Regions from separate parts of the Mus musculus genome. Here region 2 is linked to region 1. The links are chromatin loops, found by intact Hi-C in ENCODE. Cell type or tissue: left cerebral cortex. All regions are shown on one strand. Each heading gives the region's core, and the rest is flanking DNA. Links, peaks and the distances in the headings are about the cores only. Region 1 has its middle 14 kb from the start of Xpo4. Region 2 holds the start of Sap18 (Sin3-associated polypeptide 18).

Region 1 (15,300 bases), core at 3,918-11,917:
GATTTGAACTCAGGACCTTCAGAAGATTAGTCAGTGCTTTTACCCGCTGAGCCATCTCGCCAGCCCAGTCCTCCATCTCCTAATCCTCAAACAGTTCCACTCCCTCGTGGCTAAGCATTCACACCTATAACCCAATGGGGTCATCCTCACTCACACTAGCACAAGGCGAGCATTCGACCCAGAACCATATTCCTCACCCATGGCAGGATCCCTGCCTCTAGAAAAGATTCACATCTTTCTTTTCTCCCAACAAAGCTTAAGTCCCACTTTGGGGTTTAGTTTGTTGGTTTCTTGTCTTGCCTGAGATCAAGTCCAAAGTCCTAGGCAAGTGCTGAACCACTGAGCTACACCCCCTAAACCCTCAAGTCTTCTTATCAAAGACTATTGCAAGCACCTTGTCTGACTGTCCTGTCTCAGAGTTCTGTTGCTGTGATGAAACATTACAACCCTATGCAACTTGGGGAGGGAGGGCTTGTTTTCCTAACACTTCCACATCACAGTTCATCAAAGACAGCCTAGGCAGAGACCTGGAGGCAGCAGCTGATGCAGAGGCATGGAGGGTTGCTACTTACTGGCTTGCTCCTCATGGCTTGTTCAGCTTGTTTGCTTTTATAGCACCCAGGCCCACCAGCCCATGGTTTATACCTCTCACAATGGGCTTGGCCCTCCTGCATTGATCACTAACAAAGAAAATGCCTTGCAGGAGTGTACACAGCCCAATCTTATAGAGGCAGTTTTTTTTTCAACTGAGAGTCTTTCTTCCCAAAGGACTTTTAGCTTGTGTCAAGTCGACATAAAACTAATCAGGACAATCCTTATCTTTATTCAGAATGGAGAATTGGATATGAAGAAATTCTCTATTCTTTCTAGGATGTTAATTCTTTCTCCAAAGGTCCAAAGCCTGGGGGTAAAATGGTACAAAAATTAAAATTTGGAAAGTAAATCATAATGACCTAAAGTGTGTAACCAAAGTAGATAAACCTATTTGCTTTATTCTTTTGACATACCAAAATTTGTGATCAACTTCTATACACACTACACCCCCTATAGGTTCTGCAAACATTTCGGCTTCAATTTCAGGCATTCCGTATGTGTAAGACGGTGCTCAGAATAACGCTTCACAATAACACTGCCCACCATTATTTTGTTCCATTAACATGAAATACGGAAAAACCACACTGCTTAATCAGCAAAGGACAGACTATGCCATTTAAGAGTGTTTAGCTATTTTGTGATATTTCAGCCTGCAGAGAGGTAGCACTTAATGAAAACTTGAACATAATAAAAAAGTTACAAAATATGTCATATTCCTAAGTGACCATGTAGTTAATAATACCTTCCAAGAAAATAGAGACATTCATGATAAAAGTCTTGGAAAGATCAGGAATTCAAGGCCCATACCTAAACATGATAAAAGCAATCTACAGCAAACCAGTAGCCAACATCAAAGTAAATGGTGAGAAGCTGGAAGCAATCCCACTAAAATCAGGGACTAGACAAGGCTGCCCACTTTCTCCCTACCTATTCAACATTGTACTTGAAGTCCTAGCCAGAGCAATTCGACAACAAAAGGAGATCAAGGGGATACAAATTGGAAAAGAAGAAGTCAAAATATCACTTTTTGCAGATGATATGATAGTATATATAAGTGACCCTAAGAATTCCACCAGAGAACTCCTAAACCTGATAAACAGCTTCGGTGAAGTAGCTGGATATAAAATTAACTCAAACAAGTCAATGGCCTTTCTCTACACAAAGAATAAACAGGCTGAGAAAGAAATTAGGGAAACAACACCCTTCTCAATAGTCACAAATAATATAAAATACCTTGGCATGACTCTAACTAAGGAAGTGAAAGATCTGTATGATAAGAACTTCAAGTCTCTGAAGAAAGAAATTAAAGAAGATCTCAGAAGATGGAAAGATCTCCCATGCTCATGGATTGGCAGGATCAACATTGTAAAAATGGCTATCTTGCCAAAAGCAATCTACAGATTTAATGCAATCCCCATCAAAATTCCAACTCAATTCTTCAACGAATTAGAAAGGGTAATCTGCAAATTCATCTGGAATAACAAAAAATCTAGGATAGCAAAAACTCTTCTCAAGGATAAAAGAACCTCTGGTGGAATCACCATGCCTGACCTAAAGCTTTACTACAGAGCAATTGTGATAAAAACTACATGGTACTGGTATAGGGACAAACAAGTAGACCAATGGAATAGAATTGAAGACCCAGAAATGAACCCACACTCCTATGGTCACTTGATCTTCGACAACTTTTTTATTATGATCTCCACTTGATGGGAGCTAAAACCATCCAGTGGAAAAAAGACAGCATTTTCAACAAATGGTGCTGGTACAACTGGTGGTTATTATGTAGAAGAATGCAAATTGATCCATTCCTATCTCCTTGTACTAAGGTCAAATCTAAGTGGATCAAGGAACTCCACATAAAACCAGAGACACTGAAACTTATAGAGGAGAAAGTAGGGAAAAGCCTCGAAGATATGGGTACAGGGGAAAAATTCCTGAATAGAACAGCAATGGCTTGTGCTGTAAGATCGAGAATTGACAAATGGGACCTCATGAAACTGCAAAGCTTCTGTAAGGCAAAAGACACCGTCAATAAGACAAAAAGGCCACCAACAGATTGGGAAAGGATCTTTACCTATCCTAAATCAGATAGGGGACTAATATCCAATATATATAAAGAACTCAAGAAGGTGGACTCCAGAAAATCAAATAACCCCATTAAAAAATGGGGCTCAGAGCTAAACAAAGAATTCTCACCTGAGGAATACCAAATGGCTGAGAAGCACCTGAAAAAATGTTCAGCATCCTTAATCATCAGGGAAATGCAAATCAAAACAACCCTGAGATTCCATCGCACACCAGTCAGAATGGCTAAGATCAAAAATTCAGGTGACAGCAGATGCTGGAGAGGATGTGGAGAAAGAGGAACACTCCTCCATTGTTGGTGGGATTGCAAGCTTGTACAACCACTCTGGAAATTAGTCTGGCAGTTCCTCAGAATTGGACATAGTAATGCTGGAGGATCCCACAATACCTCTCCTGGGCATATATCCAGAAGATGTTCCAACTAGTAAGAAAGACACATGCTCCACTATGTTCGTAGCAGCCTTATTTATAATAGCCAGAAGCTGGAAAGAACCCAGATGCCCCTCAACAGAGGAATGGATACAAAAAATGTGGTACATTTACACAATGGAGTACTACTCAGCTATTAAAAAGAATGAATTTATGAAATTCCTAGGCAAATGGATGGACCTGGAGGGCATCATCCTGAGTCAGGTAACCCAATCACAAAAGAACTCAAATGACGCCGGGCGTGGTGGCGCACGCCTTTAATCCCAGCACTCGGGAGGCAGAGGCAGGCGGATTTCTGAGTTCGAGGCCAGCCTGGTCTACAAAGTGAGGTCCAGGACAGCCAGAGCTATACAGAGAAACCCTGTCTCGAAAAACCAAAAAAAAAAAAAAAAAAAAAAAAAGAACTCAAATGAAATGTACTCACTGATAAGTGGATATTAGCCCAGAAACTTAGATAACCCAAGATATAAGATATAATTTGCAAAACACATGAAACTCAAGAAGAACGAAGACCAAAGTGTGGACACTTTGCCCCTTCTTAGAATTGGGAACAAAACACCCATGGAAGGAGTTACAAAGACAAAGTTTGGAGCTGAGACAAAAGGATGGACCATCTAGAGACTGCCATATCCAGGGATCCATCCCATAATCAGCCTCCAAACGCTGACACCATTGCATACACTAGCAAGATTTTGCTGAAAGGACCTTGAAATAGCTGTCTCTTGTGAGACTATGCCGGGGCCTAGCAAACACAGAAGTGGATGCTCACAGTCAGCTATTAGATGGATCACAGGGCCCCCAATGGAGGAGCTAGAGAAAGTACCCAAGGAGCTAAAAGGATCTGCAACCCTATAGGTGGAACAACATTATGAACTAACTAGTACCCTGGAGCTCTTGACTCTAGCTGCATATGTATCAAAAGATGGTCTAGTCGGCCATCACTGGAAAGAGAGTGGCCCATTGACACACAAACTTTATATGCCCCAGTAGAGGGGAATGCCAGGGCCAAAAAGTGGGAGTGGGTGGGTAGGGGAGTGGGGGGGAGGGTATGGGGGACTTTTGGGATAGCATTGGAAATGTAAATGAGGAAAATATCTAATAAAAATATTAAAAAAAAGAAAATAGAGACATAAAAAGGAATCACTAGGAAAAAAAGTGCAGTTTTCAAGCAGCTTGTTTAACTGCCTCCGTTTCCAAGGAAACAACATGCCAAGAAATGTGATAGCCTTTGATACACGCAACTCTCCCTTGCAAAAGCATAGCAACAGCATTCTCTGCTGTTTGAATTTCCCTGGTGCTGGTTGTAATATCTCTAATTTTATGGTTTTTGGTTTTTGCTCTCTTTTGATTACTTTGCCTAAAGGGTTTGCCCATCTTGTTTATCTCATTAGAGAACAGATTTTTTTGTTTAATTGTATTATTATTATTTTACATCCTATTTCATTATTTTTTGATGACCTTTAAAAAGGTTTCAGGGGCTGGGCTGGATGGTAATAGCCCCTGCCTTTAATCCCAGCACTTGGGAGACAGAGGCAGGTGGATCTCTATGAGTTTGAAGCCTGCCTGGTCTACCGAGTAAGTTCCAGGATAGCCAGACTACACAGAGAAACCCTGTCTCAAATAAGAAGAAAAAACTGGGGGAGGGGGGCACTGTAGAAAAAAAGTAAAGGGTTTCATTATGACATTTATATTTCATTGTCACTAGACTTTGTTCTCATTTGTTCCCCTTCATTATGGCCATTCCTGTGAGCCTATCACCAACTAGCTGCTTCTCTGTCCCCCAAATACCCTCACTCTGCTGCTGCACTCTCTTGGTCTCTCTCTGCCTCTCTCTCTGCTCCCTCTCTCAGTCTCTCCCTCCCTTGTCCCCCACCCCTCTCTCATGCACCTGCCACACTGCATCTGTGTGTGTGTGGGGGGGGGGAGCTGATGTTGATTTTTTGTTCTGTTTTGTTTTGTTTTGACAGTTTCACATAACCTCAGCTGGCCTGGAACTCAGCATGTAGCTAGGAGTGAGCTTGAGCCCCTGGTCCTCTTGCCTTCCCATCTTACATGCTAGACTGACAGGCGTGCACCATCCCCCACTCGGAGCCTCTTCTGCTTTTTTATTCCTTTAAGAAATACTGTGAATTTCTCTTCATTTAGGTTGATTTGGCTGTGGACTTACTGTAACCTGCCTTTATTATATTGAGTTATGTATCTTGTATCCCTAGTCTGTCAGGATTTTATCATGTACGGGTGTTAGATTTTGTCATTGGCCTTTTCTGCATGTAATGAGATGATCAGGTAGTTGTAATCTTTCAGTCTGTTTATGTGTTGAATTTCATTTAATGATTTGCATAAATTGAACCATTCCTGGGATGAAGCCTGCTTAATTATGGTGGATAATCTTTTTGATCTGTTCTTGAATTCAGTTTGCAAGTATTTTATTGAGCATTTTACATCTATGTTCATAAGAGATATTGGTCTATAGTTTTCTTTCATTTTTGAGTTTTTGTGGGGTTTGGGTATCAGGGTATTGCTGACTTGGTAAACAAGAGTTGGTAATCTTCCTTCTGTTTCTATTTTGTGGGATAGTGTGAGGAATATTGGAACTAATTCTTTGAAGATCTGATAGTATTCTGTGCTGAATCCATCTGACGCTGGACTTTTTTGGTTGGGACATTTTCAATTATTGCTTCTATTTCACTAGAGGTTATGGTTCTGTTTAAATTGATTTAACTTTGGTTAGTTTGTATCAAAATATATCCATTTCAGGGCTGGTGAGATGGTTCAGTGGGTAAGAGCACCCGATTGCTCTTCCGAAGGTCCAGAGTTCAAATCCCAGCAACCACATGGTGGCTCACAACCATCCGTAACAAGATCTGACTCCCTCTTCTGGTGTGTCTGAAGACAGCTACAGTGTACTTACATATAATAATAAATAAATCCTTAAAATATATATATATATCCATTTCTTTTTAATTTTTCTAGTTTGGTGATTGTCTTAGTCAGGTTTTCTATTCCTGAACAAAACATCATGACCAAGAAGCAGTTGGGGAGGAAAGGGTTTATTCAACTTATACCTCTATACTGCTGTTCATCACCAAAGGAAGTCAGACTGGAACTCAAGCAGGTCAGACAGCAGGAGCTGATGCAGAGCCCTTGGAGGGATGTTCTTTACTGGCTTGCCTCCCCTGGCTTGCTCAGCCTGCTCTCTTATAGAACCCAACACTACCAGCCCAGAGATGGTCCCACCCACAAGGGGCCTTTTCCCCTTGACCACTAATTGAGAAAATGCCTTATAGTTGGATCTCATGGAGGCATTTCCTCAACTGAAGCTCCTTTCTCTGTGATAACTCCAGCTGTGTCAAGTTGACACAAAACTAGCCAGTACAGTGATATACACGTTTTTAAAGTATGTCCTTATAATTTTCTGAATTTCCTTGGTATCTGAAATAAGGTTCCCCTTTTCACCTCAATTAATTTGAGTCTTGTGCCCTACAACTCACTCTGTAAGATCAAGCTGGCCCTTGACCTCAGAGATCCAGCTGCCTCTGTCTCCTGGGTGCTGAGATAGGAGGCATGCGCCATCACCTCCCAGCTCCTTCTGTCTTTTGAGTAAAGGTTTGTCAGTCCTACTGATCTTCTCAAGAAACCAAATCTTTGTTTCACTGACTCTTTGTGTTGTTTTGTATTTTTTGCTTCTTTCTATTTCATTGGTTTTGGCCCCAGTTTATTTATTGTCATCTACTCTTTTTGAGCATATCTCTTGTTCAAGAGCTCTCTGCTATGTCACTAAGTTACCAGTATGCTCTCTGTCTCATTTTTTTGGTGTAGTCCTATATGAGTTTACCTCTTAGGACCACCTTCACTATGTCCCGGGAGGTTTGAAATGCTGTGTTCTCATTTAATTCGTTTGTTTGTTTGTTTGTTTGTTTGTTTGTTGAGACAGGGTTTCTCCATGTTGCTCCTGGCTGTCCTGGAACTGCATATGTAGACTAGGCTGGCTTATAGTTTAGAGAGAGTTACCTGCCTCTGCCTACTGAATGCTGGGATTAAAGGTACACACTACTATACCTGGCCTCTCCATCTTATAGTCCATTGGTGAGATTTACTCGTGAGCATTTTGTTTGACTTCCTAAATCTTTCATTTCTAGTTTTATTTTGGTTTCAGTTTTCTTTTCTTTTTTTTAAAGATTATTTATTTATGTATATGAGTATACTGTAACTGTACATGGTTGTGAGCCTTCATGTGGTTGTTGGGAAGTGAATTTAGGAGCTCTGCTCACTCTGGTCAACCCCATTTGCTCTGTCCCAAAGATTTATTATTATAAATAAGTACACTGTAGCTGTCTTCAGATGCATCAGAAGAGGGCATCGGATCTCATTACGGGTGGTTGTAAGCCACCATGTGGTTGCTGGGATTTGAACTCAGGACCTTCTGAAAAGCAGTCAGTGCTCTTACTGGCTTGCTGAGCCATCTCACCAGCCCTGGTTTCAGTTTTCTTTAGTGATTCTATTTTTTTTTTTCGTTAAATTCAACTTTTATGTCTTGAATTGTTTTATTTCATTCAACTGTCTTTTCAGAGACTTCACTAGGGATCTATTCCTCTTAAGGTCCTTGAACATATTCATGATTGCTATTTTGAAGTCCTTGTCTTGTGCTTTTCTTTTTTTTTTTTTTTTTAATAAGAAAAGCCATTTCTTTTTTTAGATTTATTTATTATATGTAAGTTCACTGTAGCGGTCCTCAGACACTCCAGAAGAGGGAGTCAGATCTTGTTACAGATGGTTGTGAGCCACCGTGGTTGCTGGGATTTGAACTCAGGACCTTCAGAAGAGCAGTCGGTGCTCTTAACCACTGAGCCATCTCGCCAGCCCCCGTCTTGTGCTTTTCTTAAGGCCTGTTGGAATAGGGTTACTGGCTTTTGGTGAAGGCATATTGTGTTGGCTTTTCATGTTCCTGGTTTCACGCTGGGATCTAGGCATCTGGAGTTAGGATATTTCAGGTATTTCCTGATGTCGATCTCTGGTCTAGTCTTTGTTGGGTGGGTGCTCCAATCTCTGGTTACTGTTGCCTCTCCTCCAAGTCCTTCCCCCTTCCCCATCCCATTGATATCAACTAGCCTGGCATAGCAAGTTGCAATAAGATGAGGTGCATCTTCTCCTATTGAGGCTAGAGAGGCAGCCCAGTAGGAGGAAAGGGTCCCAAAGTTAGGCAGTAGAGTCAGAGAAAGCACCTGCCCCTGCTGTTAGCAGTGTCCTATGAAGACCAAGATGCACAACTGTTACACATGTGCAGAGGCCTAGGTCAGTCCCATGCAGGCTCCCTGGTTGTCATGCCAGTCTCTGAGAGCCCCTTTGGGCCCTGGTTAGTTGATTCCGTAGGTTTTTCCTGATGTCCTTGACCTCTCTGGCTCCTATAATCCTTCTTCTCCATCTTCTGCAGGATTCCCCAAGGCTGAACTTGAACTTGCAGCCATCTCTTGCCTCAGCTTTCTGAGTACTGACATGGCAGGTGTGAGCCACATGCTCCACCAAAGCCCATTGTTTTGTATAGTCACTATATGCTAATGAAAATATCTAAAAAATAAAAACCAAGCTGTGTACTGACTGAACAGTTTTGATACTTTGTAAATTACTTCAGTCCAGCAGCCCTAAGCATTTGCCTCATTACATAGACTTGGCCACCAGGTGGCGCCCACTCCCAGCAATTTCTAGAAAGAACTAACTCTGGATGCTTCATTTCCTATTGGGCAAGTCACTAGAACTCAAATACCCTCCCACTTCCCACCCTGGCTTTAACAATGAATTGACTGGATAAGGGAGGATGAAATCCAGGAAAAGGAAAGGGTTTTTTTTGTTTGTTTGTTTTTTAAGAGTACAGATCTGACGCCCTCTCCTGGTGCATCTGAAAACAGCTACAGTGTACTTATGTATAATAATAAATCTTAAAAAAAAAAAAAAAAGAGTACAGTAAGGGGCTAGAGAGATGGCTCAGCGGTTAGGAGCGCTGACTGATCTTCCAGAGGTCCTTAGTTCAATTCCTAGCAACCACATGGTGGCTTTCAACCATCTGGGATCTGATGTCCTCGTCTGGTGTTTCTGAAGACAGCCACAGTGTACTCATGTAAATAATAAATAAATAAATCTTAAAAAAAAAAAAAGAAAGGAGAGTACAGTAAGGGCTGTGAAGATGGCTTAGTAAAGCACTTGATGCATAGGAATAAGGACCTAAGTTAGGGTCCTTGCATCCATGTAGAAAGGCAGGCACCTTGGTATGAGCCTACAGCCCCAGGATTTGATGGAGGAGGGTAGACACACAAAAGGATCCTTCCAGATAGAAGTCAGAGGCTCAGAGAAGGACCCTGTCTCAAAATCTAAACAGAGTGTGATTAAAAACACAGACTTCAAGTGGAGCCTCTGGGTTACCTAATGCTTTAAGTAGAAGTAGATAGAGAAGAGACAGGCAGATCTCCAAGAAATCAAGCCTAGTTTGGTTTATACAACAGGTTCCAGGACAGCCTCAGCCAGAACTAGTAATGAGACCCAATCTCAAAAAAAAAAAAAAAAGGTAGGCAGATAGGAGTGGTGATCCTCTATATGGTAAATTTCAGGTCAGCCAGGACTACAGAGTGAAACCTTGTCTCAAAAATGAAACAACACACACACACACAAAACAAACCCCAATCAAACAACAAAAAACAAAACACAAAAACAAATACCAAATCGACAATAATAAACAACTCCCCCCCCCCCGAAAAAAAAATCCTGAAACAATGACAAAAAGAACAGGTGGCAAAAGGACACTTATATACAATTGAGGGTCCAGAAATAAACATCTGAATTGATAGCCTATTTATTTATTTATTTATTTATTTATTTAAGTACTTCAGATGGAGCCAGGATCCAAGGTTCCAGGTGGAACGTTGAGTAAGCAATATTCTGAACTGGTAAATTGATTTTCTGTTATTTTTAATCTTTCCTGTTTAAAAAGAAGCGTTAATAGAGGTAAACATGATAAAAATACATTATATGCACCATGAAAGTGTTATAATTAAACCCATTATTACATATAATTAATATTGCTAATGAAAACTTTAAAAATAATAGTCCGTGGAAGCCAGGACAGTGACACCCTGCTGCCGGTGCCACTGGGATGGATGAAAGTGTGATGGAGAGATGGGAGAGCAAGCGAAGCCGAGGGGTTCATGCGCTGTATAAATAAATAAATAAATAAATAAATAAATAGGCTATCAATTCAGATGCTTATTTCTGGACCCTCAATTCGAGACTTGACAGTGTTAAGGTATAGCAGAAGCCAGAGGCCTCAAAAGAGACCAGTGACTCTGCAGTGACTCTGCAGTGAACACATACAAGAAGTGTGGACAGACGTATGTACCATGTGACACTGTGGCACACTGCAGCGTCCACGACAAGGTTTGTTTATTCTATTTTATTTTATTTCCCTATTTATTATAAGGGCAGGGGACAGATACACAGGGACCGGGAGATGAGTGGGGTTGGGGTGCATGATGGGAAAATCACAAAAATTCAATAAAAAGTTGTTGAGTCTAAGGTTGTGTATATCTTTTATCAGGAAATAACTGGTCAAAAGCGGGGTAGAAACCCTGGATTGGGATTAAAAATGTCCACAGCGCCGGGCGTGGTGGTGCACGCCTTTAATCCCAGCACTCGGGAGGCAGAGGCAGGTGAATTTCTGAGTTCGAGGCCAGCCTGGTCTACGGAGTGAGTTCCAGGACAGCCAGGGCTACACAGAGAAACCTTGTTTCCAAACAAACAAACAAACAAACAAACAAAATATCTACAGCAAAAGTTAAAAGAAAATAGTCTTTTGGACAAATAGCTCTGGTCAGCTCAAGCTTATGAAATTAGAGCCTCCTCACCCCGTAAATATTCAAAATGGATCACAGATCTGCCCAACAGTTGGGGTTAAATTAGAAAATACTTGGAGAAAAATATAGGAGTGCTGTTTTCCTGATGTTGGATTAAGTACAAGCTTCTTAGGCACAGCACCAAGAACAAGCAACTGAAGAAATCAGTTATTAGACACATCCTGGCATGCACAGCTTTAATCCCAGCTTAGGAGGATCAGACTGAAGGCTGCCTGGGCTGCGAGGGGTCTTACCTCAGAAAATGGGAACATGGTTTAGTCATAGAGCCAGTATTGCAAAGAAAAATATCCACCATCAAAATTGAAAATATTTATTCTTGAGAAGACACCTCTTAGAAACTGGAAATCAAGCTGGATAGTGGGGACACTCACCTTTAATCCCAGCATTTGGGAGGCAGATGCAAACGAATCTCTTGAGTTCAACACCAGCCTGTTGTGAGTGAGTTCTAGGACAGCCAGGGCTACATAGAGAAACTCTGGCTCCAAACCCCCAAAACCAAAATAAAAAAAACAAAAACAAAAACCCTCAAAAATTAAAAATTAAGCCGGCTGGTGGTAGCGCATTCCTTTTGTCCCAGCACTTGGGGGGCAGAGGCAGAGGCAGGTGGACTTCTGAGTTTGAGGCCAGGACACCAAGGGCTACACAGGTTAATTTTTATCTCCAAAGACGGAAGGAGGGAGGGAAGGAAGGACAGGACAGGATAGGACAAGACAGTAAAAAGAAAAGGAAAGAAAGGGAAAAATAGAAAAGAGAAAAGAAAAGGAAGCAAAAAGACACTGAACATTAGGGCAGGAAGGACGCCTCAGTGTTTAAGTCTCGGCCAGGGGTTTCTACCCCATTTTTGATTATTGAATTCCCAGATTAAAAAAAAACACACTCTCAGCCTTTCTCTTTACAATAAGCCTTAACACAAGAGCTGGGCAGCTGCCTGCCCTCCACGCTGTTAGAATCTATTTCCTATGGAGAACCCCAAGTTATTGCTGTTTCACCTGGGCGGCTCTTAGCTCCGATTGGCCAGCCCTTGGGGCCACGCTTCTTGACGCTTAACACAAGGCAGCTTCTCCTTTTCCTCTCCTGCACATCCTTTTCCCTCGAGGTCCTCCTCTGCCCCCAAGCCCACAAAACCTAAACCCCACCTATATCTCTTCTGCGCAGCTATTGACTCAGTTGGCATCATTATTCACCAATCAGAATTACCTTGGGGGCAGGGTCATAGGGGCTACATGGAGACTCAGGTCTTGGGGGCCCACACTTAGCATTATAACAGACAGTAAAAGACAAAACCTCACACCTCAGTGGTTGAGAGCACTGGCTGCCTTTCCAAAAGACTGAGGTTCAGTTCCCAACACACACAAGGTAGTTGCCAACCATCCACAATCCCAGTCGCAGAGGATTCAGTGCCCTTGTCCAGCCGCTGTGGGCACTGCACATACATGTGCACATATATGTGCACATATATGTGCAGAACAGCCAACACATAAACAATATCAAAGAACTGGAAAACCAAAATGTCCCGGGAATGGGAAATAATACTTGAAAACCATATTCGTGATAAGGCACTTGTACAGAGAACATATAAACCCCTCTCATAAGCCATGAGCAAAATAAAGTTAGATTTAAAGGTGAAGGATTTGGAGACATTTTCTCATTAAAGATATAAAACCAATAAGCCCGTGAAAAGTAGCTTAATATCATTAGTCCTTAAGGAAATGCACATCAGAACCACAATGAAGAAACACTCCCAAGCCACTTACGGCTTAAGGAAAGAAGGCAGATAAGAAGAGTGTCAGTGCAGGTTGAGAGAACACCGTGCTGTCCTGCATTCCTGGGATGGAGGCTGGTTCCTTGCTTTGGGAAAACAGTTTGCCAATTCCTCAAAAACTTAAACACATGCTTACCATTTGATCTAGCAATGTCACACTCAGGGTACCCTCCAGAGAAATGAAAACACAGCTAAATAAAGACGGCTCACAAGCAGCACTAGTTACAGAAGACCCGCAGTGGAAACCATCCAAGAGTCCACCAACTGGTGACTGACTGCACAAATAAAGCGGGGCATAGCAATGAAGTGAGGGCAGGGGCTACAGTGTGGATAAACCTGGAAAACATGTTTGTAAGTGAAAGAAGCCAGACACAATAGGTCACATAGTACTTAAGGTTATTGATAAAATTGTCTAGAAGAGGCAGATCCATAGAGACCAAAGGTAGAATAGACTCTTAGCCTCCTCTGAGGTGGTCCATAGAGGGGAGTGAAGGAACAGAGGTAAAATTATGGTCATTATGCAGCTACAGACATATGCTAAAACCTACCAAATTGTATAGTTTTTTCTTTCTTTCCATGGCTGTGTTTTAATTTTTTAAAATTATTTTGTGTGCATGGGTGTTGGCCCATGGTGCATGGTATGTCTGTGCATCACCTGCATGCAGTACCTTTTGAGGCCAGAAGAGGGCAGTGGATCTTCTGGAACTGGAATTACAAACTATTGTAAACCTCCATACATGCTGGAGCCGTTTTTTGTGAAGGGGTGGGGGGAACCAAGGTTGTCTGGAAAAGCAGTCAGTGCTCTTAATTGAGCCAACTCTCTGGCCCCCTGTTTTGTTTTATTGAGACAAGATTTTTTTTTTCACACTATTGCTCAGGTTAGCCTCCAATTCATGACCTTCCTGCCTAAGTCTCTGAAGTGCATTACAGATGTGACCTACAGAACTGGACACTTTTAAACAAGTGGATTTTGTAATACATGAATCATATCTTAGTCATGCCATTATTTCAAGCAAGTAAGATAGAGTCGTGTGAGGAGACCTCAGATGAAAGTGGGAAAACGAAATAAAGCAATGCAAAGCTTTTAGAAAGAACTTAGAGGAAGGAGACACAACTGTGGAAGAAGTAGAGAACACCTTGGAAATAATAATCCCAGGGAGAGACAGACAAGCAATAAAGGGATGAGACAAAAGTGAATGGATTAGCGAACGAGAATGACCTGTAAGGAACAACAACAACAACAACAAAATGCCTATCCCTCAAACAAAAGTCTAATACAACCCTTAGGGGTTCTATTCCTGCACAAACATCACGACCAAGAAGCAAGTTGGGGAGGAAAGGGTTTATTTAGCTTACACCTCCATACTGCTATTCATCACCAAAGGAAGTCAGGACTGGAACTCAAGCAGGTCAGGAAGCAGGAGCTGAGGCAGAGGCCATGGAGGGATGTTACTTACTGACTTGCTTCCCCTGGCTTGCTCAGCTTGCTTGCTTTCTTATAGAACCCAGGACTACCAGCCCAGGGATCGAATCACCTATAATGGCTTTCCCCCTTGATCACTAATTGAGAAAATGCTCCACAGCTGGATCTCGTGGAGGCATTTCCTCACACCTGAAGCTCCTTTCTCTGTGATAATCCCAGCCTGTGTCAAGTTGACACAAAACCAGCCAGTACAACCCCTGAATGATAAAGTCAAGGGAATCTTCCAGAACGTGATATAAAAAGAGCCAGGGACGGCACGCTGTTGTGATTATTCTGAAACACACGATTTTAATTGTAGCTTGCATTATAAAATGTCCCACACAGGTTCACACGTTCCCCAGCTGGTGGCATTGTGTGGGGAGGTTGTGGACACTTGAAGTTTTATAGGGGGACACTTCCTGTCTAGTCTCTTCCTCCCTCCTGTGGAGGGTACCTCACACCCCTGCCACCTCGCCTTCTCCGTCATGATCACAGTAGTGAGACATATAACTAATACATCTAACAGTGACTTCCTAATGACACAGCTCTAGCCAGTACAACTCCCCAAACCCCTGCACTAATTGAAGCAAGACATCCCGCTCTGTCTATTAACAGTTCATTCGTTCGTGACAGCTCCTAGGCAGAGGATGTGGGCTGGTCGCATGTCAAAGACCAAGGCAGATTAGAAGGTTGGGACTTTTCAGCTCTGTCTTCTCAGCTCTGGGGAAGAGAGAGGCACTGAGGCATACATTGACCTCTGTGGCCAGGAATCGCTCATGCCATCCTGGTTAGTTTTTGTTGTTGTTGTTGTTGTTTTTTTAATCAACCTGACATAAGCTTGAGTCCTCTGGGAAGAGAAGCCTCAATTGAGAAAACGCGTCCATCAGATTGGCTTATAGACTAGTCTATAGGGCATTTTCTTGGTTGATGATTTATATCGGAGAGCCCAGCACTCCAGGATGTGGTGTTACCCCGAGGTGGGTAGTCCTTGTGTGTCTAAGAAAGCAGCTGAATGCCTAGTGTGGTGGCAAAGCCTTTAGTCTCAGCCCTTGGGAAGCAGAGGCAGG
Region 2 (15,300 bases), core at 2,983-10,982, 120 kb after region 1:
TCATCACATGGCTGGTCATGGTTAGAGCCCGTCTAGGAACACATAACTATATCTCAGTGTGGAAAGCAGACAACAGGCCCCAGCTTTGAAACAACCTTCCTGAGAGAAACCCTAAGTCGTTGACCAGATTCCTTGAAGTTTTTCAAAGGCAGAGGCTGCAGAGCGTGACTCAAGGGCCTCCTATCATGCCACCTCCACACTACTCTCCTGCGGTCCACACTGGCAACGACAGCAGGTGATCCTGCCGATAGGTGAGGCAAAAAGAGCAAGACCACTAGGATTGTGTGTTGCTTGTCTATGCAAGGCCAGCTGTGGGGCATCAGTACCCACAGGAGAAGGCGGGTAGACACGACCTGCCAATGTGCACCCAACACCGCAACAAGCTTCTCCCCAAAAGATCAGACTTAAATCTGTTCTTGTTTTTTTAATCTAATAACCAATTTGCAGCAGGTTCAGGGAAGAGAGGAAGGCTGCTGAGGGACATTTGGGCAGGCTGCAATCTGCAAGTCTGTCTGCTGAGAACTCTGGGGGGTGGGTTGGGGAAGGGGGCTGGAGAGATGGCTCAGCGGTTAAGAGCACTGACTGCTTTTCCAGAGGTTCTGAGTTCAAATCCCAGCAGCCACATGGTGGTTCACAACAATCTATAATGAGATCCGATGCCTTCGTCTGGCCTGCAGATGTACATGCAGGCAGAACGCTGTATACATGATACAGGCAGAATGCTGTATACATGGTTTTTCGAGACAGGGTTTCTCTGTGTAGCCCTGGCTGTCCTGGAACTCACTCTGTAGACCAGACTGGCCTCAAACTCAGAAATCTGCCTGCCTCTGCCTCCCGAGTGCTGGGATTAAAGGGCGTGCGCCACCACTGCCCGACAAATAAAAAAAAAATAAATAAATAAAAAAAAAAAAAAAAAGGAAGCAAAAACCCTGCCTGACAAACAAACTACCAGGCTTCTCATAAAATTGTAGAGATTCTCTCTCTCTCCCTCTCTGTCTCTCTCGTTTTTGTTTCCCTGGCAGTCCTGGGAGTTCCTATGTCATCTTGAACTTGTGACAGTCCTCCTGGTGCAGCTCTCTGAACATGGTATCACAGGCTTGTCCCACCATCCTTGCTTCATCAAAAAATTATGCAAGAAAAGAGTGAAGAGATGGCCCAGAGGTGACAAGATCTCCCTGCTTTCCAGAGTCGCTGAGGTGGGCTCCTAGGCCCCAGTGGAGTGAGTCCTAACTGCACCTCCAGCACCAATGGCCTGACGCCCTCTTCTAGCTCCTTCGAGGACCTGCACCCCTCTGGTATACACTCACACATAACCAGAGACCATTTTTAAAAAAAAAAAAAATCTTAAAATATTTTTTCAATGAATTAAAGTGATACAAAAGGAACTTAGGGGTGAAAAAAAAACCTAGGTCAATTGAATTGCATGATACTTCCATCAGTAATAAACAAAAATATATCAAGTAATAATAAACAAAAATAAACGGAGGAACTCAGCCAGGATGGCCTGCAGCAGGGCCGGGGTCTGGTGAGTCACGTCCTGAGTGAGAGTTGGTTGTTGAAACACTCATGGCCCTGTCAGGGAGCCCAGAGCCACAGATCCATGGAGGCCTGGCAAACTCTTCCTCCTGGGTGAAGCCCAGAGGCAAATGGCAGAGCTTTCTTTGGAGGACCAAAGGCAAAAGCATTTGCAGTGTGTGCCAAAAATGTCTAACCATAGTTTTCCCTGCCCAGATACTTATGGACTGCTCTCTCTCCAGAGCCTGCTCCTACCAAGGCTGGCTAAATCTGTCTCCTTGATGCAGCTGTACACCGCAAACCCCGCCTTCTTGTTCAGCTGTACGCAATAACCCTGTCTTCTTGTTCAACTTTATAAACACCCCGAGCTTCTGGGTGCTGTGTTTTTTTTTCTAGCAGAGAATGCAGACCACCCAACCCCTGCTTGCTGTGTCTGTGCAATCTGACTTTTCTACATTCCCTCCCTACTCCAGCCATGGCCACGCCTCTAGACCTGCTCTGTTATTATGTCCCCAAGAAGGCCACATTGGTTACACAGCTACCTCCACACAGTGCTATCTTTATCCAAGTCCATAGTCTACTTTAGGGTCTCTCTGGGCTTTATGTATTCTACTGGCCTGGAAAATGTATGATGATATAGAAACCATCATTCTGGGGCAGAACAGAGCAGTTCCATCACCATAAACAAGTGTCTATGTGTCTTAGCTAGGGTTCTACTGCTGTGAACAGACACCATGACCAAGGCAACTTTTATAAAGGACAACATTTAATTGGGGCTGGCTTACAGGTTCAGAGGTACAGTCCATTATCATCAAGGTGAGAACATGGCAGTGTCCAGGCAGGCATGGTGCAGGAGGAGCTGAGAGTTCTACAGCTTCATCTGAAGGCTGCCAGCACAATACTGGCTTCCAGGCAGCTAGGATGAGGGTCTTAAAGCCCACACCCACAAGGACACATCTACTCCAACAAGGCCACACCTCCAAATAGTATCACTCCCTGGGCAAATACAAACCATCACATTCCACTCCCTGGCCCCCATAGGCTTGTTCAAACACATGAGTCTATAGGGGCCATACCTACCCATAGCATAATAATAATAATAATAATAATAAAGTACATTTAGTCTAACTTCCAAACTTCCAAAATCCCCATAGCTTATAGCAATCTCAACAGTGTTAAAAGTCCAATGTTCAAAGTCTCTTCTGAGATCCATCCAATCACTTAACTGTAATCCCCAAATCCACACAGGAAACAAGCTGGGTAAACTCCAAACTTTGCATCTCCATGTCTGATGTCAAAGCAGTATTCAGATCTCCAACTCCTTTTTCATCTTTGTTGACTGCAACAATCTTCTTTTCCTGGGCGAGTTCCACTCCATGTTAGCAGCATTCCTCAGGAGATATGGCTGTGGCATCTTGAAAATCTCAGGGTCTCCAAGGCAGCTTCAATGTTACAGCTTCTTGTTTCAGTGTCTGGGATCCACACATGATCTTCTGGGCTCCTTCAAAGGACTTGGGTCACTTCTTCAGCTCTGCCCCCTGTAGCACTCTAAGCTCAGGTTGATCCACTCTACTGCTGCTGCAGTTCTTGGTGATCATGCCATGGTAGGTGCTGGCATCTCCAATACATGAAGTCTTCTGCTGCAACTAGACTTCACCAATAGCCTTTCATAGGCTCTCTTCATGGTGCCAAGCCTCAAATCCTTTGCATGACCCCTTCAGTCCTGGGCTGTCAACTGCAACTGAAGCTGCACCTTCACCAATGACCTTCTATGAACTCTCACAGTGCCAAGCCTCATCTGCTCTTCATAACCTTCATGCCTTCAAAACCAGTACCACCTGGGTGACACTTACACATTACTAAGTCCAGCTGTATCATGAGATACAAGCTTGGCTATCTCTGGAACACTGCTTCTTTGTGCTCTCAGAAAACAATGCCTAGAAGATTTCACTTCAGTGATGCTGATCTCTTCTTAATCACCACTAATTTCTTTGCTCCAGCTAACCAACATCAATTGTCTCAGTCCTTTTATTTTTCAATTCACTTGCTGGTGCCCCTTTAATAATTGAACCATATATTTTATAGTTTTTCCTTTCTAAACTTGCTATGCTTGTTCAAAACACTCTTCATAAGACTTAACCAGAGAAAAAAGTGTCTGCTGGGCTTTTTTTTTGACACTTCCTTTGTCAATGCAATTAATATAAATCTCTTTACCTTAGCCTCAGGTAGAGCCTTCAGAAAAGGGCAGAAATATTCCTCAGCAAAACACCACAGGAACAGTCTCTAGGCCACAGTCTGAAATTCTTCTCCACTGAACCCTCTCGGGCCAGGTCTGCACAGTTCAAATCAAACTCGGCAACAAGGTCTTCCATATTCCTATTAGGATGGCCCATTATGCCCCATTTAAAGGACAGGATGGTCACTGAAAGCTCTAGGCCACCCGCTGCTACATGGCAACACCTTGTCTCAAAAGGTCCCTTTTCTGCTCATGTAGGTGTGTCTGTTTGCCTGTTACTTGTATTTAGTAAAGTCATTTAGCTGTTGTCCCTTGTCTTAGTCAGGGTTTCTATTTCTGCACAAACATCATGACCAAGAAACAAGTTGGGGAGGAAAGGGTTTATTCAGCTTACACTTCCACATTGCTGTTCATCACCAAAGGAAGTCAGGACTGGAACTCAAGCAGGTCAGGAAGCAGGAGTTGATACAAAGGCCATGGAAGGATGTTACTTACTGGCTTGCTTCCCCTGGCTTGCTCAGCTTGCTTTCTTATAGAACCCAGAGCTACCAGGCCAGGGATGGCACCACCCCCTTGATCACTAATTGAGAAAATGCCTTACAGCTGGATCTCATGGAGGCATTTCCTCAAGGGAGGCTCCTTTCTCTGTGATAACTCCAGTTTGTGTCAAGTTGACACAAAACCATCCAGTACAATTGACCCCTTGTCAACTTGACACACAAACACAACACTAGTAAGCCTCAACCCTTAGTTTCTTATTCATCCTCAAGATCTAAACAACTTTAAAAGTCCCACAGTCTTTGCAAATTATTAAAATTTCAATCCCTTTAAAATATAGAATATCTTTTAAAATTCAATGTCTTTTTACAATTAAAAGTCTCTTAACTGTGGGTTCCACTAAAATACTTTCTTCCTTCAAGAGGGAAAAATATCAGGACACAGTCACAATCAAAATAAAAATCAAACTCCAACCATCCAATGTCTGGGCAACTAATGTTCAGGGCTCCTCCAAGGGCCTGGGTCACTTCTCCAGCCCTGCCCTTTGTAGCACACACCTTGTCTTCTAGGCTCCAGATGACTGTACTCCACTGCTGCTGCTGTTCTTGGTGGTCATTCATGGTACTGGCATCTCTAAAATACTGCCGTCTTCTGCTGAAACTTGGCTTCACCAATAGCCTCTCCTAGGTCATGGTGCCAAACCTCAACTCCTTTGCATGACCCCTTCAGTCCTGGGCCATCCATTGCAACTGAGGCTGTACCTTCACCAATGGCCTTCCATGGCCTCTCACCGTGCCGAGCCTCAGCTGCTCTGCATGACCCCTTCATGCCTTCAAAACCAGTACCACCTGGGTGACTCTTACACATTACCAATTCCTGCTGCAGCATGCAGTACAACCTTGGCTATCTCTGGAACACAGCCTCTTTGTGCTCTCAAAAAACACTTCCCAGAAGATGTCACCTTAATGATGATGGTCTCTTCTTAATCACCACTAATTTCTTAGCTCCAGCTAACCAGCATCAATAGTCCTAGTAATGCAAAGGTTTTGCTGTAGTCGTTTTGGTATCTTGTTAATCACAGCTGATTCTTCAGCCCCAGCTAACCCAAACCACAGAATCTTCACATTAAAAACAGCAATGGCCCTAATAAGTCCTTAATCTTCCCTCTGAATTTTCACAAGCCAGGCCTCCATCTTCTGCACCGTTCTCAACATTATCTTTAAAGCTCCTACAGAACACCCCACAGAGCTCTTAGCATCCCAATGGCTCTTCTAGCTGAAAGTTCCAAAGTCCTTCCACAGTCCTCCTCAAAACATGGTCAGGTTGTCACAGGAATACTTCACTATGCTGGTACCAATTTCTGTATTAGTCAGGGTTCTCTAGAGTCACAGAACTTATTGGTAGTCTCTATATAGTTAGGGAATTAGTTGATGACTTACAGTCTGTAGTCCAACTCCCAACAATGGTCAGCAGCAGCTGTAAATGGAAGTCCAAAGATCTAGCAGTTGCTCAGTCCCACAAAGCAAGCAGGTGAAGGAGAGAGAGAGAGAGAGAGAGAGAGAGAGAGTAAATCTTCTTTCTTCCAATGTCCTTATGTAGGTCTCCAGCAGGATGTGTGGCCCAGATTAAAGGTGTGTGCCACCATGCCTGGATCTGGGACTTTCTTTGTCCCAGATGACTTTGAACTCAGAGATCTCCCTTTCTTAATCTTCTGGGATTCATAGTCATTATATCTCAAGATTTCCATGACAAAATCTAGGTCAGAAACTTGTATCTCTCTGCCTCCAGATTAGGATCACAGGTGAGTTGTCCAATTCTGGATTGTAGTTCATTCCAAATATAGTCAAGTTGACAACCAGGAATAGCCACTACATCCCTTGGAGTAGTTCTTCTTCCCTCCTGTGTTCTGAAGCAGTGTCTTATATTTATTTTAGCCTCAAATTTACTTTGTAGTCAAAGATGACTTGAACTCTTTATCTTCCTATCACCCAAATGTGGAGATAAAGGAATAAAGGCATATGCAACTATGCTTAGTTTTTGAATTGCTGGAGATCAAATCTAGGGCCTTGAGTATGCTAAGCAAGAACTCTACAAAATGAATGACATCCTAACTTTTTTTTACTTTTTTTTTCTTTTTATCAATTCATTGGTGTGGATTTTGTTGTTGGTGGGTTTTTTTTTCTGTTTTCTTTCTTTTGTTCTCTGTCTCTGTGTCTCTGACTCTCTCTCTCTCTCTCTCTCTCTCTCTCTCTCTCTCTCTCTGTGTGTGTGTGTGTGTGTGTGTGTGTGTTTCTTCGAGACAGGTCTTCATAGTCCTGGCTATTCTGGAACTCACTCTGCAGACCAGGCTGGCTTCAAACCCACAGAGATCCACCTTATGGCTAATATTTTAAGTAATGAAAACTCCAGATTTGGCAGAGAGGTGTCCTGTGATGGATTGGTAATCTGGCCACTTGGCAGAGGATGCAGCGGTATGATGGGGATCCAGCAGTCGTCCCAGAAGTAAGGAAAGCAGCTTATAATAAAGATGTAGAAGTAGAGGTGTCTACAAGGCGGAGGACCTCTGAATTTAGCAGATAGTGAAGGTACAAGACAGGAATTTAGGCAGAGATTTAGCAAGTTGTGTTGTCCCACCCTGCCTTGGGTCTGTTAACGACTAGGAGCACAGCAGTTTAGGGAAGGAGGTCCTAGATAGAGGATTTAGTAAGGCCTGGCTTGTCCTCGCTACAGGAGCAGCTTCTGTCTGAAGTTATGAGCATTCTACATCCTCTTAAATCTGTTTATTTTTATGCTGTGTGTATGGGTGTTTTGACTGTTTTCATGTCTGTGCACCACATGCATGCAGTGCCCAAAGGAAGCCAGAAGAGGACATCAGAGCCTCTGGAACTGGAGTTACAGGTGTTTTGAATTGTAGCCTGGTCCTCTGTAAGAACCTCAAGTGAAGAGCATTCTCATAATGTCTCTGGATATACTCCTAGCAAAGATTTTCTCTAGAGTCTATCAGCAAGAAGGGGTTGTAAGGACTAGAGGATGACTAGCAAGGAACCCTAAAGAATCCAAAGTGTGTGCCAGCTTGCCTTCTCACCGGAGTTCAGAAGTGCCAAGGCCAACAGCTGCTACTGGCAGTGTCTAATTTTTGCAGATATACTACATCCGATTTGTTTGTAAAGCAATCTATTAAAAGCAGTCACCAGATCTTTAACGAACTCTCTGGGTTAGCAGTGACATTCCGAACCTTACATGCTTACTGTCTAGATTTCATTTTTAAAGCAACTGCTTTAAAATGGAGCTATGGGGTTTATGTTTTAGTATCTATAGCATATTGTGAAGGTTTCTTTCTTCCTTCCTTCCTTCCTTTCTATCTTTCCTTCTTTCTCTCTCTCTCTCTCTCTCTCTCTCTCTCTCTCTTTCTTTCTTTCTTTCTTTCTTTCTTTCTTTCTTTCTTTCTTTTTCTGAGACAGGGTTTCTCTGTGTAGCCCTGACTGTCCTGGAACTCACTCTGTAGACCAGGCTGGCCTCAAATGCAGAAGTCAGCCTGCCTCTGCCTCCCAAGTACTGGGATTAAAGGAGTGCGCCACCACTGGCCGGCATGAAGGTTTTTTCAATCAGTCTTTCTCACTGATACTTTTGTAGTTTTTGTTTTGAAACAGGCTCTCTCCACATAGCCCTGACTGTCCTGACACTCTGAAGACCAGGTGAAGGTATGCATCACCATGCCGCTGGATTTGCCTCTCTTGAATTTTGCGTGACATAAAAAGAGCCTATTTCATTCATAGCCCCTAAACAGACAGCTTTACCCCATCATCTACAGAAAAGGTATCATTTCGCTGGCCTTGCAGTACCTTTCTGCACTGGGGGTCCATATTAACCAGTTCAGTCGGTTTATCATCACTATGACTACCTGGTTCATATTTTTACATGTCATGTGAATTTTCTTAAGTTTTTCGTGATCGCTACACATTTTCATCACTACGCATGAAAATATTACGTTAAGCTGACCTGGGCAGTGAGCACGTAAGAAAACAACTAAGAACGATCAAGACGCCTGTAGAGCACTGCGCATGCGTGTGCCCCACCCCTCTCCCCAAGGCAACACGTACGCGCGCGCGTGCGTGCGTGTGCACCCACACATACGGAAATACGCCTGCGCCATGCGATGCCCCGCCTTGCCACTCGTTTCCTATAAAACCTCGTGCCTTTCCTCGCGAGAGACGACTAGCTCATGCTCGCCGCAGGGGTCGGAGGTCAGGGCGAGCGTCTCCCGGGCCGAAGGAGGAAGATGGCGGTGGAGTCGCGCGTTACCCAGGAGGAAATTAAGAAGGAGCCGGAGAAGCCGATCGACCGCGAGAAGGTGCGGGTTGCGGGCGGCTGCGGGGCAGAGGTGGCAGCAGCGGCGAGCTGGCGGGAGGGCGGGCGCGGCCTGCGGACGGGTGGGCGGGCAGGCCAAATGGCGCGCCCGAGGCTGACTCCCTGCTTCTCCGCAGACCTGCCCGCTCCTGCTGCGGGTCTTCACCACCAACAACGGCCGCCACCACCGAATGGACGAGTTCTCCCGCGGGAACGTGCCTTCGAGCGAGCTGCAGATCTACACCTGGTGAGCCGCGCGGGACCCGGGCCTGGCGGGCTGCGTCCTCGGGGACAGCCAGGGCGGGCTCGCCCGCCGTGTGACGCCTTTCGGGAGTGGGGATGAAACGTTAGGTCAGAGTGAACTGACCGGCGTCGCTCTCGCCGTGTGGCCGCCCGGTACAAAAGGATACGTAGGTAGCTTACGGTGCGGTAGGATAAGATGGTAGAGGACGGGGAGGGAGATGGCTGTTGAGTGAACCGTGTTCGCAGAGTGGAGGCAATGGGAAGCCTCGAGCCACGCAGCACCAAGATATTAAAAAGCACCATCAACACCGAGCCCTTTCTGCCCCGGCCCTTGGTGTCAAAGCGTTTGGTGTTTGCACGGTGAGGACGGCTGTCCCAAGTGTTTCATCTCCGAGTACCTGCCTTGCTCAGGACCCACGCAGCTAGGACCGTTACAGGCTTGTCCTTTGGATTGTGTCAGGTTGACACTGTAATAGCTTTGGAAAAGCAGCAAAGGCGAATTTTAATACATTTTTGTTGCGGTGGTAAGATACACCACAAAAGAGTCCCTTTCTCGGGAAAACAGACAAACAACCCCCCATCCCCCCACCCCCATCCAAAACACGAGCTAGTGATTGAATTTATAAGGGAAAACTACTGAGTAGCGGCTGAATTTAAGCCACTCTCCACATACTAAAATTCCGTGTCCCCCAACAAATGAATTTTCCAGCTTGCCCGGACTTTGCTTAAGTGCTGCTTTTCTATTCCGTGAGCCCAGCTTTCTAAAGAGGGTTATCTCTCTGTTATCTGTAGAGATTGTTCCAGAACCACATGGATATCAAAATCTTGGAATAATCAAGTTTTTCACTTTAAAAATGTAGTGTTTACTGTACACACCTTTCAGCATATGCTCTTGAGACTTTCTGCTATAAAGCTTACCCTTCTTCTGCTAGGGCACTCAGACTGTAAAAGCTTGTTTAATTTTTAAAAATTGCCTCAAAAGAAAATCAGAGTTTATGCCAGCATTGAAGTTCACTAGGAACGATATATAAAATTTCGGAGTTAATTGCAGAATAGAGTATGAATTCTGGCCAGGTAAAATTTAGTTGCAAAAATACATAAGAAGGTAACAGTTGTCTGAAGTTTTATAACTTATTTTATTACACAGTGAACTACATACAGTTATGAAAAAATAAGATTTTACTTGAACTATGCACACTGGTGTATGTATAGTTTGTGTCAGTTTCGATATTATATCTTCCAAATTGTAATTTGTTTTTTATGTATATGTGTGTTTACCTTCATGTATGTGTGTGCCCCGCATAAATGCCTGGTGCCTACTGAGGTCACAAGTGGGTATCAGATCTCTGGGACTGGAGTTAGAAATGGCTGTGAGCTGCTCTGTTGGTGCGGGAGTTGAACTCAGTTCTTCTGCAAGAGTGACAGTGTCCCTCCGTCTGAAAGACTGAGTTCTGTTACAGGAACATGGAGAAATAAATACCTGGCGCAGAAAACGGGGGACAGTGTGGTCCTTCTGGGTATTTTCCCTCCATGCATTGAGTACGGCGATGTGGAGATTTGTAACGTTCACAGTAACACTGCAGGGCGTTCTTTAGCTCTCTCCTTGGTACCGTTCCATCAGGGTTGTCATTCTGAAGTGTCTCTCTAGGGTTCTGCCGTTTGTTCCAGTGCACAGAATGCTATTTCAACTTTGCCTTTCACTTACCTCTTTGTTGGCAAAAGCAGTGTAAAGATGAACTAAACTGACTGTTGCTGCCATGTTTACATTTTCAGTTACCTTGCCCTGGATTGTGCTGTATTAGCACAAGGGACTGTATTTAGTTCTGAGTTCAGATAAGTATTTTTAATTTAATAATGGCTTAAGTTGTAAAAGGGGCCTGCAGTTTGTCTTAACATTTCATGTTCTTGGCTTTAGGATTCCTTTATTTTAAAAAAAAATTTTTTTTTGGTTATTTTTGTGTTATAGGTGCATTGTGTAAGTGCTACAGCTTTTATGTCAGAGGACATCTTTTGGAATATTTTTCTATCCACATTTACTTGAGAGTTCTGGGGATTGAACTTGGGACAGCCAGCTTATGTAGTAAGTGACTACCTGCTGAGCCGTCCCACTGGCAGATTTATTTTGTGTATGTGTGGCGTATGGGAGTGTCGTAGCACATGTGTGGAGGTCAGAGCACAGGTTTGGAAGGCAGTTCTCTTTACATCACGTGGGTTCCAAGGATCAAACTAAGGTTGTCAGCCTGTCAGCAAGCACTTTTGCCCGCTAAGCAGCCATCTTGCCTTGCCTCCATCATTAAGATTCTATGAGAGAACAAGAAATTACATATACTTAGGAAGATGCTGTTGTAGCACACTGGTTCTAGGATGCACTCCACTTTCAGATGCTGTAATGTATGGGAGATTGTGTATCTTAGAAAATAGTTATTTTGTGTAGTTGAATAATTTGTACTGGTTACTTGCAGATAAGTAGATGGCTGAGCCAGATGATGTTATGTAGTCTCAGAACAAGGCCTTAGCCTTAAGCCCTTGTAGCAGGATTTTTATTTTATTGATGTTGTTTTCCCCCATGGAGGACAGCTCAGGAAATATTCAAGGCAATTTTTTCTTTGTTATTATTAGGGGTGTGTGTGTGTGTGCGCGCGCGTGCACACATTCCATGAGATGCTTGATTTGTGGAGGTCAGAAGACAACTGTGGAAGTTGGTTCTCTCCTTTTGACCCTTATTTGGGTTGACACAGGTTGCCAGGATTGTACAGCAAACTGACTTCCCTGCCAGGCCATCTTGCCATCATATAGTGTGCAGCACTGGACTACGAATGACTCATTGGATGCACAACTTGCTGTTTTTAATGTCCTTGTTATACTAATATTCATCATAATTATCTCTTCAAAAAATTCAGGATGGATGCAACCTTGAAAGAACTGACTAGTTTAGTGAAGGAAGTCTACCCAGAAGCCAGAAAGAAGGGCACACACTTCAATTTTGCAATTGTTTTTATGGATCTTAAAAGACCTGGATATCGGTAGGTGACTTGTTATTTTAATTCCTGTTATTTCTGCATTTTGCAAATCAGGTCCCCTCCCCAGCAACACACATATATATTCTCTTTCTGATAAGATGCAGCTGTGTTGGAATTATAAGCACATGTCACCATGCCTGGCTTTGGGATAATGCCTTTCGTGTCTGTCTTTAGTGACAGTAGTGGTAGCTATAGGCTTATATTCAGATCTGGCTTCACTTGAATTCTGGAGATACATCACCCCTGTAGTCTGCACCGTTCTGTTGATACAGTTCTAGTCCACTAACCGTTGGCTTTCTTTTCTGCAGAGTTAAGGAGATTGGCAGCACCATGTCTGGCAGGAAGGGCACTGATGACTCCATGACCCTGCAGTCACAGAAGTTCCAAATAGGGGATTATCTGGACATAGCCATCACGCCTCCAAATCGGGCGCCGCCTTCGTCAGGGAGGATGAGACCCTACTGAAGTCTATTGACTTTCTTGAAGTTATTTTTCAGCCAGTTTGTAAAATAAACTTACTTAATCCTTTCTTCCCCCGGACTTTGCCATTAAGCCTTTAAATTTTCAACAAATTGTAACACATTTATTTAGGAATTAGAGTTGGATGTACTTTGGTATATTAAAGTCCATATGTTTTAAGCCCTTATGTAAAATATGAAGAAAAGTGCTCTTAGCATTCTGTATAAAGCTGTATTGTGAAATACATGTGTTCAATCAGCCCAGGTGTAAAAGTTAATGGAGGCTTGAGTCTCACCTGATAATGTAGGGGTTTATTCAGCAGTAGAGGGCATTTTAAGCCCTAAAGAGGCAAAATAAGAAAGCCATGGGGTTGTATAAAGTGGTGAATATGTTTGTGGCATTAGATGATCGAAAAAGTAGGTGGCAAGGGCTGGAGAGATGGCTCAGAGGTTAAGAACACTTGTTCTTTTCTTTTTTTTTTTTTCCCGGAGACAGAGTTTCTCTGTGTAGCCCTGGCTGTCCTGGAACTCACTTTGTAGACCAGGCTGGCCTCGAACTCAAAAATCCGCCACCACGCCCGGCTAAGAACACTTGTTCTTGCAGAGGACCCAGGTCTGTTCCCAATATCTGTATGATGGCTCACAGCTCCAGTCCTAAGGGATCTGACCCCCTTTTTGCCTCTGGGCACCAAGTGAAGGGAGGAAATGAATCCAAACTAGGCTATGAGGGAGGCTTACCTTGAGCCGAGAATGGAAATACAGCCTGTTGAGTGCTGGAGACCTCACTGGAGAACTATGAAAGCTAAACATTTGCAGTAGACTTTAGAGTAGTAGTTACAGAGTAAATGGGATGGCTGAGCCCGAAGTCATTGTTTCCTATTAGATGTGTAATGTGCATGCTGGCACATGCACCTGAAGGGAGGGCGAGTGAGAGGGAAAAGCTACTAAGTAGTTACTCTTTGATACGCATTTCTATTCCTAGCTTATGTGGGACAGCTGAGCCACACTGCTAAGCATGTCTCACAAAACCTGCACAACTGAGCTGCAGTGACTGATTCCTGTGGCTGCTAAAGGTGTGGCTGCTTGGTTAGCTCATGATGGGCATTAGGAACAACTGGCCCTGCTTTATTGAATTCTATACGATTGCAAACCCCAATCTTAATACATGACTATAGTTTCCACCACGAAGGTGGTTAAGAACAGCAGAGTGGGGGCTGGTGAGATGGCTCAGTGGGTAAGAGCACCCGATTGCTCTTCCGTAGGTCCAGAGTTCAAATCCCAAGAACCACATGGCAGTTCACAACCATCCGCAACAAGATCTGACTCCCTCTTCTGGAGTGTCTGAAGACAGCTACAGTGTACTTACATATATTAATAAAATAAATCTTAAAAAAAAAAAAACAGCAGAGTGACTGCCTATCTGGTCTGTTGGCTTAAACACTTGCCAATGGCTATGATTTCCTAGAGTTGACAAGTAAATTTCTAAAAGTATTCTAGTAGGCTTAATCTTGACCAGGTAACCAGTCTCAGAACAAAATCATGAATTCTTTTTTTCTCCCAAAGAAGGAAATTCCTAGGGCCAGTAAGCAAAAACCCAAGAATAATCAAAGTAAAATTACATTTATTTTGGGGGAAGGGGTGTGTGGAAGTCAGGACAAGTTTTAGAAGTTGGTTCTCTGGATCCACTATTGAGTCCCGAGGATGAAATTCAGGTTGTCATGCTTGATAGAGTAGACTCCTTCACTGAGCCATCTCAGTGGCCCAGAGAGCATCTTTACATTCTGGGTTTTTCCGATTGTCACTTTATAAGTTTGCCTGTGTATATGTGCACTATGTCTGTACAGACCTTTCAGAGGTCAGAAGCTGTCAGACCCCCGAACTAGCATTACAACTGGTTGTAAGTCTCTCTGTGGCTTCAGGGAACTGAACTTGAGTCCTTGGCATAAGCAACAAGTGCTCCCTGTAGCTCTTGTTTGTGAGACGGGGTCTCCCACTTTGTAGGCCATGCTGGCCTAGAATTCAGATTTCTGACCTGCCTTTGCTTTCTATACTGGGATTAAAGGTATGTGTAAGATAAGACCACGTCCAGGCCAAAGAACAGTTTTAATATTAAACACTTAAAAAGTCACATTAATAAGAAGTCTTTACCCAGAAAAGGTGCTGTGGTGATAATGCAGAGCCTTTTATTTTTTTAAGACAGGGTTTCTTTGTGTAGCCTTGGCCGTACTAGAATTCAAAATCTGTAGACCGGGCTGGCCTTAAATTCAGAGATCTCCTGCCTCTTGCCTCCCTAGTGCTGGTATTAAAGGTATGAACCAACCCCCCTTGCCCAGCTGCATAACATTCCAGTGTGGGAGTCAGTGGAATAGAGAACTTTGTGCACAGGGAGTTTTCAGTGAGCATTAACTGTTTCCAAAGTGGGACACAGCCTGTCCCTCTACTCTGCATCATAGGTTGGTTGTATAACCCTATTCTGCTTTCACTTCCAAGTAAACTTCATGTACAGTGACTTAAAGGGTTTTTCTGTACTGGAATTCCTGACCATCCTGTTGTTGGGCTTATAGGTCTGGTTGTACCCAGCTAAAATAATTTAAATGTGAATGAGGTGAACTTTCAGAGGCTATCTCAGTTTGAGAAACTTGCAGTGTTCCTGATTCACTTGACTCAAGCTTTTCACCACTGACAGGTGCCAAGGACTTAAGTACAAAGATCAGACAAAGCCTCTCAAAAAATCAAGAGTAAGGATGAAAAGGATGTCGCGATGCTTATGACAAGTGTCAAGAAGAAGAGGATTGCTGAAACTACACGGTTCAGTTCTGGATATGGTGTGAGCTTGTCTGTCTCCAAAATGTGAGATGGCTATACCAGATAAAGGATTCAATAAACCTAAGAGGGACCAATGCCCACAACTTCCGCAGTTTTAATCAAATGTAGGGCCCTGCACATTAGGCACCACTACCACTGAGCTGCACTCCAGGCCTTT

Evidence for each region. Peaks named below come from ENCODE experiments on the same cell type or tissue, not always from the same donor. Only the 100,000 strongest peaks of a DNase experiment are listed, where the experiment ranks them.
Region 2: it touches region 1 in a loop (5-fold over the local background); 21 of 42 quality-filtered maps call a loop at or near these places.

Annotation. Positions count from the first base shown.
Region 1 is chr14:57,671,327-57,686,626 of GRCm38, forward strand. No RefSeq gene overlaps it. Among named protein-coding and RNA genes, the nearest start is that of Xpo4, 14 kb to the left of the region's middle. In left cerebral cortex, for the core only: CTCF peaks have their summits at 4,386, 8,787 (motif pointing right) and 8,991 (motif pointing left); a DNase peak (open chromatin) is centred at 8,801.
Region 2 is chr14:57,789,755-57,805,054 of GRCm38, forward strand. Sap18 (Sin3-associated polypeptide 18) reads left to right here and starts at 8,435. Exons shown (of 4, transcript NM_009119.3): 1 at 8,435-8,600; 2 at 8,734-8,843; 3 at 11,740-11,862; 4 at 12,168-15,226. The coding sequence starts at 8,472. The coding sequence ends at 12,324. Mir3077 (microRNA 3077) reads left to right here and starts at 8,670; the gene lies at 8,670-8,733. In left cerebral cortex, for the core only: CTCF peaks have their summits at 7,109 (motif pointing right), 7,858 and 8,416; DNase peaks (open chromatin) are centred at 8,399, 8,880 and 9,155; H3K4me3 peaks cover 2,753 bases; H3K27ac peaks cover 1,466 bases.